Regions from separate parts of the Mus musculus genome. Here region 2 is linked to region 1. Evidence: chromatin contacts called from ENCODE POLR2A ChIA-PET data. All regions are on one chromosome and are shown on one strand. Each heading gives the region's core, a stretch centred on a gene start or an enhancer-like site at or near the end of the contact. The rest is flanking DNA. Distances are from core to core; before and after follow the strand shown.

Region 1 (3,817 bases), core at 880-3,379:
AGCCCCCTCCTCTGCCTATCTCCCTCAGAGAGCCTGAGATGTCCTGCCACATGCTGTCCTTATTGCAGATGCCTGGGGCCCCACATGGATTCTAACTACACCAAAGATACTTTCTCACTTTGCTGTGAGGCCACTCCTACAGTGACCTCTTCCTTTCTCTGGCCTCTGAGCCCTTCCATTTCTGACGCGGTTCCTTCTCTTGCAGCATCACCCCAACAGCCATATGCATATATACCCCCAATATTTGCATCTTCTGTGCCCTGAGCTGTTCCATGGGCTCTTGTGACCCCAGAGCAGTTTGGTGACATTTACCCAAAGCATGCTTGCTTTCTTTGTTCCCACAGTTGTCTGCCCTGGTGGATTCCCAAGGTCTTATAGAGCAAAGGCCCAGCTTAGGCTCCACCCCACCCCACCAGTCAGGCTTTGCATAGTCTTCCAGTCAGTCTTGGCTATCCCTAGCATTGTCTGCAAGGTAATGAAGGAAAAGCATCAGCCCAGGCCCTGAAGCATTGCCGACCTTGAACTTCAGAAGGTCGAGGCACAGTTAGCCCCTTCCTGAGATTTCCTGTCTATGTAATAAGGAGCACGCCACAGGACTGGTAGGTAGGCTGTGGGACTAAAGTCTAGGTTTCTCATTAGACACTGGATGTGGGTGGCTGTATAAATCCTGTATGACAGAGAAAGGCCAGGAGTGGTCCACATCATCACAGCAGAACTTGGGGCACCCAGAATGATGAAGGCGTTGCAGAAGGAATTAAAGTCACTTCCCAAGGCAGGAGTTGGAGGTCAGTAAAGTAGCTGAGATCCCAGTTCCCCAGTGTAAAGACATCTGCCTAAGAGAACTATTGAGAAACAACAGGATCCCATGCAAGCAGAGACTGAAACTCCAGGCGTCTCCAAGACGCCTTCTACACACCAAGAGATCCATTTAACGACTGTACACATCTCCTATGTGACCTCAACCACTAAAGAAGAAAATGTAGATCCGGTTCTAGCTTTCAGGTGCTCTAGGCTTCAGGGAAGACAGATGTGCCAAGAATGTTAATGAGCTGAAGATGTGGTTCAGTGATACAGTACCAGCTCAGCATGTGCAAGGCTCTGGGTTCAAGCCCCAGTGCAAGCAAACAAATAAACAAACAAATACCACAGGGCTGGGAGATGGCTCAGTGGGTAAGAGCACTTGCTGCACAAACGTAAGAACCTGAGCTGGAATCCTGAACCCAAATCCCAGACAATCTGGGGCATAGCTGTAGGCACCTATAACCCCAGCAATTGTTAGGGGCAGAGGTAAGAGGGCTGACTGCTAGGGTTGGCTGGCTGCCAGCCTAGATCCAGGATCAGCAGGAGACTGTCTCAAAAGAATAAGGTAGTGGGAGACTGAGCATAAATTAGACACCTGACATAAATTAGAGTCCATGACTTCTGCATGTACTCAGAGACAGGTGTATCCTAACACACAACACACACACACACACACACACACACACACACAGCTAAAAATAACTGCGTGATAACTGCTATAAGATGTCGTCCATAAGAAGCAAGTCTAGACCTTCCTCTGCCCTAGCCTAACAAGGAGCTAGGATAGAAGGGACATGAATTGGGATGAGGGTGAGGTGAGGGCTGGGTGGGCTGGGCAGCCAAACATGGGTGGGGTTAGCCTGGACATCTTGTGAACTCCACTGTTCCAGGTACCTCTCTGGTCTCCTTGGCAACAGTTTGATATTCTCTGGACCTCAGCGGCTTCAGGCTGTGCCTACCTCAAGTCAGGAAGGGATGCTTTCCACTTCTAGACTGAGCTGCATGGTCTATGCTTGCCCCTGGTTTTGCCCAGCTCAGTAAGAGGGGGTGGGGGCGGGGGTAGGGGAGGAGCAGGGTGCAGCTGCTCACTGCCCTTCCCCCTCTCATGTCTCCTTGGCAGCAGCTGCCTGCTAAAGACTAGCCCAGGCCAGGAGCTGTTTGTCTCTGCTTGTCAGAGGCGTTTCCTGATGGGTCTCTATTTTGGTTTCTGTTTTTCTCTGTGCTAACAGAGAAAGAGACGGCTCCAACGTCATGGGGTTTTCCCAGCAATTAGCCTCGGAGCAAACAGACAGCAAATCGGGATTTAATGAGTTCCTTCCCGTCCTCCTCCATCCGCAGTGACCACTTGGTGAGCTGCCAGCCAGGGTTAGATCTGGACCCGGTCCCCATAGCCTCCTCCAATTGTGTAGGATGAGAGACCTTGAGAACAGGGGACCAGGCTGGCAGGCACTAGCTCATATTTAGTCATCATTGACCTTGAACCCACAAAGCCCTTCTTTCTTCACCTAGCAATCAATGCCCTTGTCCCTGCTTGGGGGAGAACAAGGGGCCAGCACCAGTGGTCCAGACCTGAGTTCCTCACTGTCCTTCTTCAACAAGGAGGAAACACAATTTGTATCCTCTTAAGTTCCCCTTGCCACCCAAACGACCTTTGTTCTAGAATCTTCCCCAGAGCCCTGACTGGGCAACTAGTGCAAGCTGGGAAATGTAACTGATAGCTTGGCTGCAAGGGACGGCTGCAGAATCTATCGAGGGAAGCCAGAGGCAATTGCCACGGTCCCACCCTATTCTAGGAACTGCCACACTTCCTCTATTCAATCCTTCCACACTCTCAAGAAAGCAAAAGAACACCAGATACAAGGACACTCTCCCAACAAAAGGGAAATGGAGCCTTTCCCAGGGCCAGTGATGCTTCCTTCTTCCCTCTTCAGCTTTCGGAACTCCCAGCGCACAGGCACGCGCTCCCACACAAGTATCATGCACAACCCTCAGGCTGCTGCCTGCCCAGACCTGGGCCTGGACCACTGTGGGAGGATGGATTCAGCCTGGTATCCGAGCCCGGGGTGACAGGCAACTTGAGGATGTTCTGTACAGACAAGAGAGCAGGGATTTGGTCCCCTGTGCCTGGAGCTGTCAGTGTTCCCCCACCACGGTAGAATGCAGCAGTCCAGAACAGAAAGGATGGTGTAGCCGGCTCTGATCTTGCCATTCAACCCTTAAGCTAGCACCTTCCCTTACCTCTAGGAAGAAGAAAGATGTTACCTGGGTTGGCAAGCCCAGGATGCAGTCGAAGCCCAGGCTGGACCAGTGACAGCTGATACTGATCACTCTACAGTTTCATCTGTCCTGGCTTGCCTCTGAGCTCCAGACCCCTGAGCTTCCTACTCTAGGGTGTCTCACCGGCATCTTAGACTTAACCCAGTCAAACCGGATCTTATCCTCAAACACCACAGCCGTCCATGCAGCTACTCCAGCAAGAAATATAGGGACTCTGGCTCCCCAATCCTGGCCACGAGCTGTGATGGATCTCAGATGTGCACCTAGACACCATCCATTTCTGGCACCCACTATCTCTTGCACAGTGATAGCACATCTGTCTTGTTCTTCTTCAGGCCACTTCCTTGATGGTCCTGAGTTTGCTTTTGTATGTATATATGTATGTATGTATGTATGTATGTATGTATGTATGTATGTATGGTATGTGTGCAGTGGTTGTATGTCTTGGGAGGACTAACATGTATGGAGGTCTGAGAAAGACTGGGAATCTTTCTCAATAGTTCCCCAGATTTGTGACTCTATGGGACTTCTGTGTGTGCATGTATGCATGTGTGTGTGATTGCGTGTATGTGTGTGTGGTTGTGTGTCTGTGTGTGTGTGTATTCCTTAGCTTTTCTTTGATTTCCTCTATTCTGGTTTGTTCATTATTGTATTGTGTTTTACCTCATTTTTTACGGATGCCTGTTTTTTTTCTAATGAGAGAGAGAGAGAGAGAGAGTAAGAGAGAGAGAGAGAGAGA
Region 2 (3,817 bases), core at 332-2,831, 110 kb after region 1:
GTGCGCCTTGCCAAATCAGGGTGTTCTTGATAAAAATTCTTCTCAAATTTGGGCAGCTCATCAAGATTCCACTTCTTTTTAACTAGTTTCTCCCCAGGATTTCCAAACTTCTTTCCAGAGAGGGGTCCTGTTCTACTCCCTCCAAATCGAGGTGCACCAAACCTACACACACACAAAACAAAAGTTGGGCACATTGTGAAAGATACTGCATGAACAGGTTTGCCCTCACATTTCATCTGCTGCCTTTTGATAGAGCCAAAGTGTGCTTCTGGAATCCTTCCCAACTGTCATTCTAAGGACAGCCACAACTGGCAGCGTTTCTTTTCTGAAGTCCCAAGCACACTCTACTGAGGCCAAATAAACATCGTGGGTTTATCAGGTGGCAAACAGCCCAAACATCTGACCAGATTACAAGGACAAGAGTTAGAGCCTCCATCTTCTCTCCCCACAGAGCTTAGGCATTAGCGTCTAGGAGCTGGGCAAGAAGGGAGGAGCTTAGGAAGGTTATTTTTGCCCGTTTTCATCAAAGGACCTAATCTTAAAGAAATAACGGGGCCGCAAAGGCAATGTGAGCAGCTGAACGAGGCTAGCACGGCGGACAGGGTAGAAAGGGGAACAGGCGCCAGCGAGCCGAGTCTAGGGAAACGCCGCGAACGGCTGCAAACCAAGGTAACAAAATTATATAACGCGAGGGAGAAAAAGAGGAGGAGCCGAAAGCAACCGGGGGAGGAGTCCCGGCCCGGGCGGCGTTCCCGCTGGGGCGGCGCTTCCTTCTTTGTCTCGCATTTCTCTCTGCGCCACATTTTCTCGCCGCTGCCATTTTGAGCTCCTCCGCCGGGCGGGGTAACAAAGGCGCCGCCGCCATGTCCGAGGCCGGCATTTTGTGGCTGCGGCTCCGCCACATGGCCGAATCCGCCGGCGTAGGCCACCCAACGGGGCACAGGGGACCTCGAAAGCGCCCCTTCTTTCCCCCGGGGATACCGGAAGGGGGGGCCCCCCTCAAAAAACAACCCAACGAAAGATTGCGCAAACGACGCCGGGAACCGCCTCAAAGGCGCGGCGCTTCCCGACCGAAAACACTCCTCCGGGTTTCCCTCAACAGCCGCGAGGTCGCCGGGCCGCCCCGGGTCCCGGCCCACCCTCCCGGACCAAAAAAAAAAAAAAAAAAAAAAAAAAAAAGGTTGAACGCCATTACCCGAAGCGTAGCCTTTAACGGCTTTTAACCGGACGTGTGACAAAAGCCAGGCCTCCTTTCAGGAAGGGAAAAAAAAAAATCTAAAGGTCGGTTGGGAAGGCGAGCCTTCGGCCGCGCCGCTCTCCCATCCCCCACCCGGCCTGACAGGTCTCTTGTCACACTCACCCTCGATCCCGGCCGCGGTCTCGGTCACTAGAATAACTCGACATGGCGTCAATGGTGGCGGTGTGCGGGCGGAACCCAGTGAAAGTAGAATCCTGCGGCGACGAGTCGCGGAGAGAAGGCCTCGGCGACGGCGAAGCCTCTGCGGGGGCGTCACCAGCGGAGGGGCCGGTGGTGTCGAGGGCCGGAGCTGCGAGGGCAAGGACCGATGGAAATGAATGAGGTGCCGGCTGCGTCCCGGCAGCCGCTTTTATAGTCTGGACCGCCTCCTCGCCGCAAAGCACGCTGGGAGCCGCTCTATGACCTAATCACCCCGCCCCCCTGGCTCGGAGGCCCTCAACGCCCGCCCGCCCGGGTTCCGGAATCCGCCATGTTCTCGCCCCTCCCCCTCCGCGGGCGGGCGCTCCCTCCCCGGCGCCCGTTTATTACTCGCTTCACGACTGGGTGACACCACTAGAATGCCTCGCCCCGACGCCCTTTTGGCGACACCGCCGTCTCTCGTCTCGCTACACCTCAGACAAGCTGCTTCCCCGTGGCCAGACGGTCCTTAAAATGGCCAGCGCCAGCCATTCCACCGACTCTACTTGAAGATGTTTACGTCTCCACAGACTCCCCCCACGCCCATAACCGAAGGAGACCAGGGAGGCGGAGCTTGGCCTCATCACGTGATCGGACCCAGGGCAAGGCGGATCGCACTACTTCCTCGCTTGGTCTCTCGGCGGAGGAACACCAAACCACCAACTCACCGGAAGCGCGGCTCCAACGCCCCCGGGGAGATCGGCCGGGCTGCTGGGTGACCTGGCTGCCCTGCCCGCCGATCTGAGAACCCGTAAGCGGGATCTTGACCGCGGGGAATGGTATCTGGAGCCCGCAAACTGCCGCCTCAGCGCGTGCTGCGAGGAAGTGCTCCTCTGCTGTCCAATCAGCGTCGAGAAGCCGTTTTAACGTCCCTCCCTCTTCCACCCCTCCTTCCCCGCTCGCTAGTGTCTGCCCCCTCCTCCTCCCGTCGGCTCGACCGAGTTCGACCCTTCTGGGACACCGTCGCCCGCGCTCTCGTCTTGGAGTCCGGCCGCGACCTCTCCTGGCAGTATGGCCAGCTCAGAGGCTGGTGAGTCTCGGCCTGGAGCCCTGGTGGTTTTGTACTGCAGCATTCCGCGGACCTTGGGCTGAATCTGAACCGCGTCTGCGCCGCTGCGGAGGCTCGGGACTGTCGGACACTAGTTGCAGTCGCGCGCGCGGTGGGGGGGGGGGTTCTATGAATTTAGGGTCTCAGCCTCGAAACCTCTTGCGGTTTCCAGACGTGGAACTGAGACTTGGGATGAGATAGGAACTCTTTGTCGAGCCTGGGACACCCGCATCCTGTCTATATAGAGCAGTCAAGATCCTTTCTTGGATCCGAATTTTTGTGGGGTATCTATCCACAGACTGTCTCTCTTTCCCCTTGCTTTGTTTGGACTAAGGCAGAACTTATCTTTATATTGATTTTTTTTTCCTTTTTGAGGCATAGCACTCATAAGTTCTTTTGATGCCCTCTAGAGTAACTGGCATTTTCTAGTACTGCCTTTGAAAAGCCAATTGATTCGGTTGTCTAGGACGCTTTCCTCTCTTTCCAAAATGGTTGTCATGGCTTGGTCAGCTGTGCGACATAGGCATCGGGAAGAGGGCATACTGGGCATGACATATTCAGACTATTGTCTCCAGAGCGTGTGTCAGTACTGGAAATGTGGCCAGTTCCAGTCATTTCAAGATTCAGGGGTTTCAAGTTTTGGAATTATTGCTGAAATCCTTAACCTTAGTCCTGCACTATCTAGGGAAGGGCAAGAGCTGGTTTTGGAAAACAATTAATGTGCTAATTTAGAACTTAGCGATTTGGGTTTTTTTTTTCTTCATTTTTTACCTTCGTATACATCAAATATAATAAAAGGAAAACTAACAAATGCATTAGTGTCGGTGTTGTCATTATTCAAGTTCCTAACAGCCTAAATTAATCCCTTATTTGGGCACCCGAGAGATCTTAACTTACACAAGATAATTGGGTAAAAACATGTCTAAAACTATTGGGAATTCTGAGCCACCTCCGTTAGTTTCTAGCAACTTTTAGATTATCATTTACAGCTGACTTATGACATTCCTGGTTACCTATAAATTTATTGTAACTAAAAACACCCATGTGAGTATAAAAATACTGGCAAATAGGATTTTAGGTTACAAGAATAAGAGTTGGGTTGGAACAGCTGTTTTGACTTCAAAGAAGCTAGCTAGCACAGGAAATTATCTTAAATACATCTTTTGAGAACTTGCCTGGTTGAGTCTTTGAAATTTCATAAGAGTCCTTATCTTGTACAGTTTCCAATGTATATTCTTGTGCAGCAGTGATTTTTAAATGTACATATATATGACTTTCTCTATTGCTATTGAAGACTGATTTCCCCCTCCTCCCACCCCACTTCTTCCCCAACA

Evidence for each region. ChIA-PET counts read pairs that join two places held with the same protein, here RNA polymerase II (POLR2A).
Region 2: POLR2A ChIA-PET joins it to region 1 with 14 read pairs in Patski. The contact joins the promoter of Ddx5 here to the enhancer-like site in region 1. POLR2A ChIA-PET finds 5 or more read pairs at or near these places in 4 of 5 experiments (Patski and embryonic stem cell).

Annotation. Positions count from the first base shown.
Region 1 is chr11:106,672,856-106,676,672 of GRCm38, forward strand. All of the region lies in intron 13 of Pecam1 (platelet/endothelial cell adhesion molecule 1), which reads right to left. Among named protein-coding and RNA genes, the nearest start is that of Pecam1, 41 kb to the right of the region's middle. Within about 2 kb of position 2,130, at least 3 of the 3 ENCODE cell types and tissues checked have a DNase peak (open chromatin) inside an H3K27ac peak, as active enhancers do.
Region 2 is chr11:106,786,913-106,790,729 of GRCm38, forward strand. Ddx5 (DEAD box helicase 5) reads right to left here and starts at 1,582. Exons shown (of 13, transcript NM_007840.3): 1 at 1,361-1,582; 2 at 1-162. The coding sequence starts at 1,404. Cep95 (centrosomal protein 95) reads left to right here and starts at 2,340. Exons shown (of 20, transcript NM_177088.3): 1 at 2,340-2,465. The coding sequence starts at 2,447.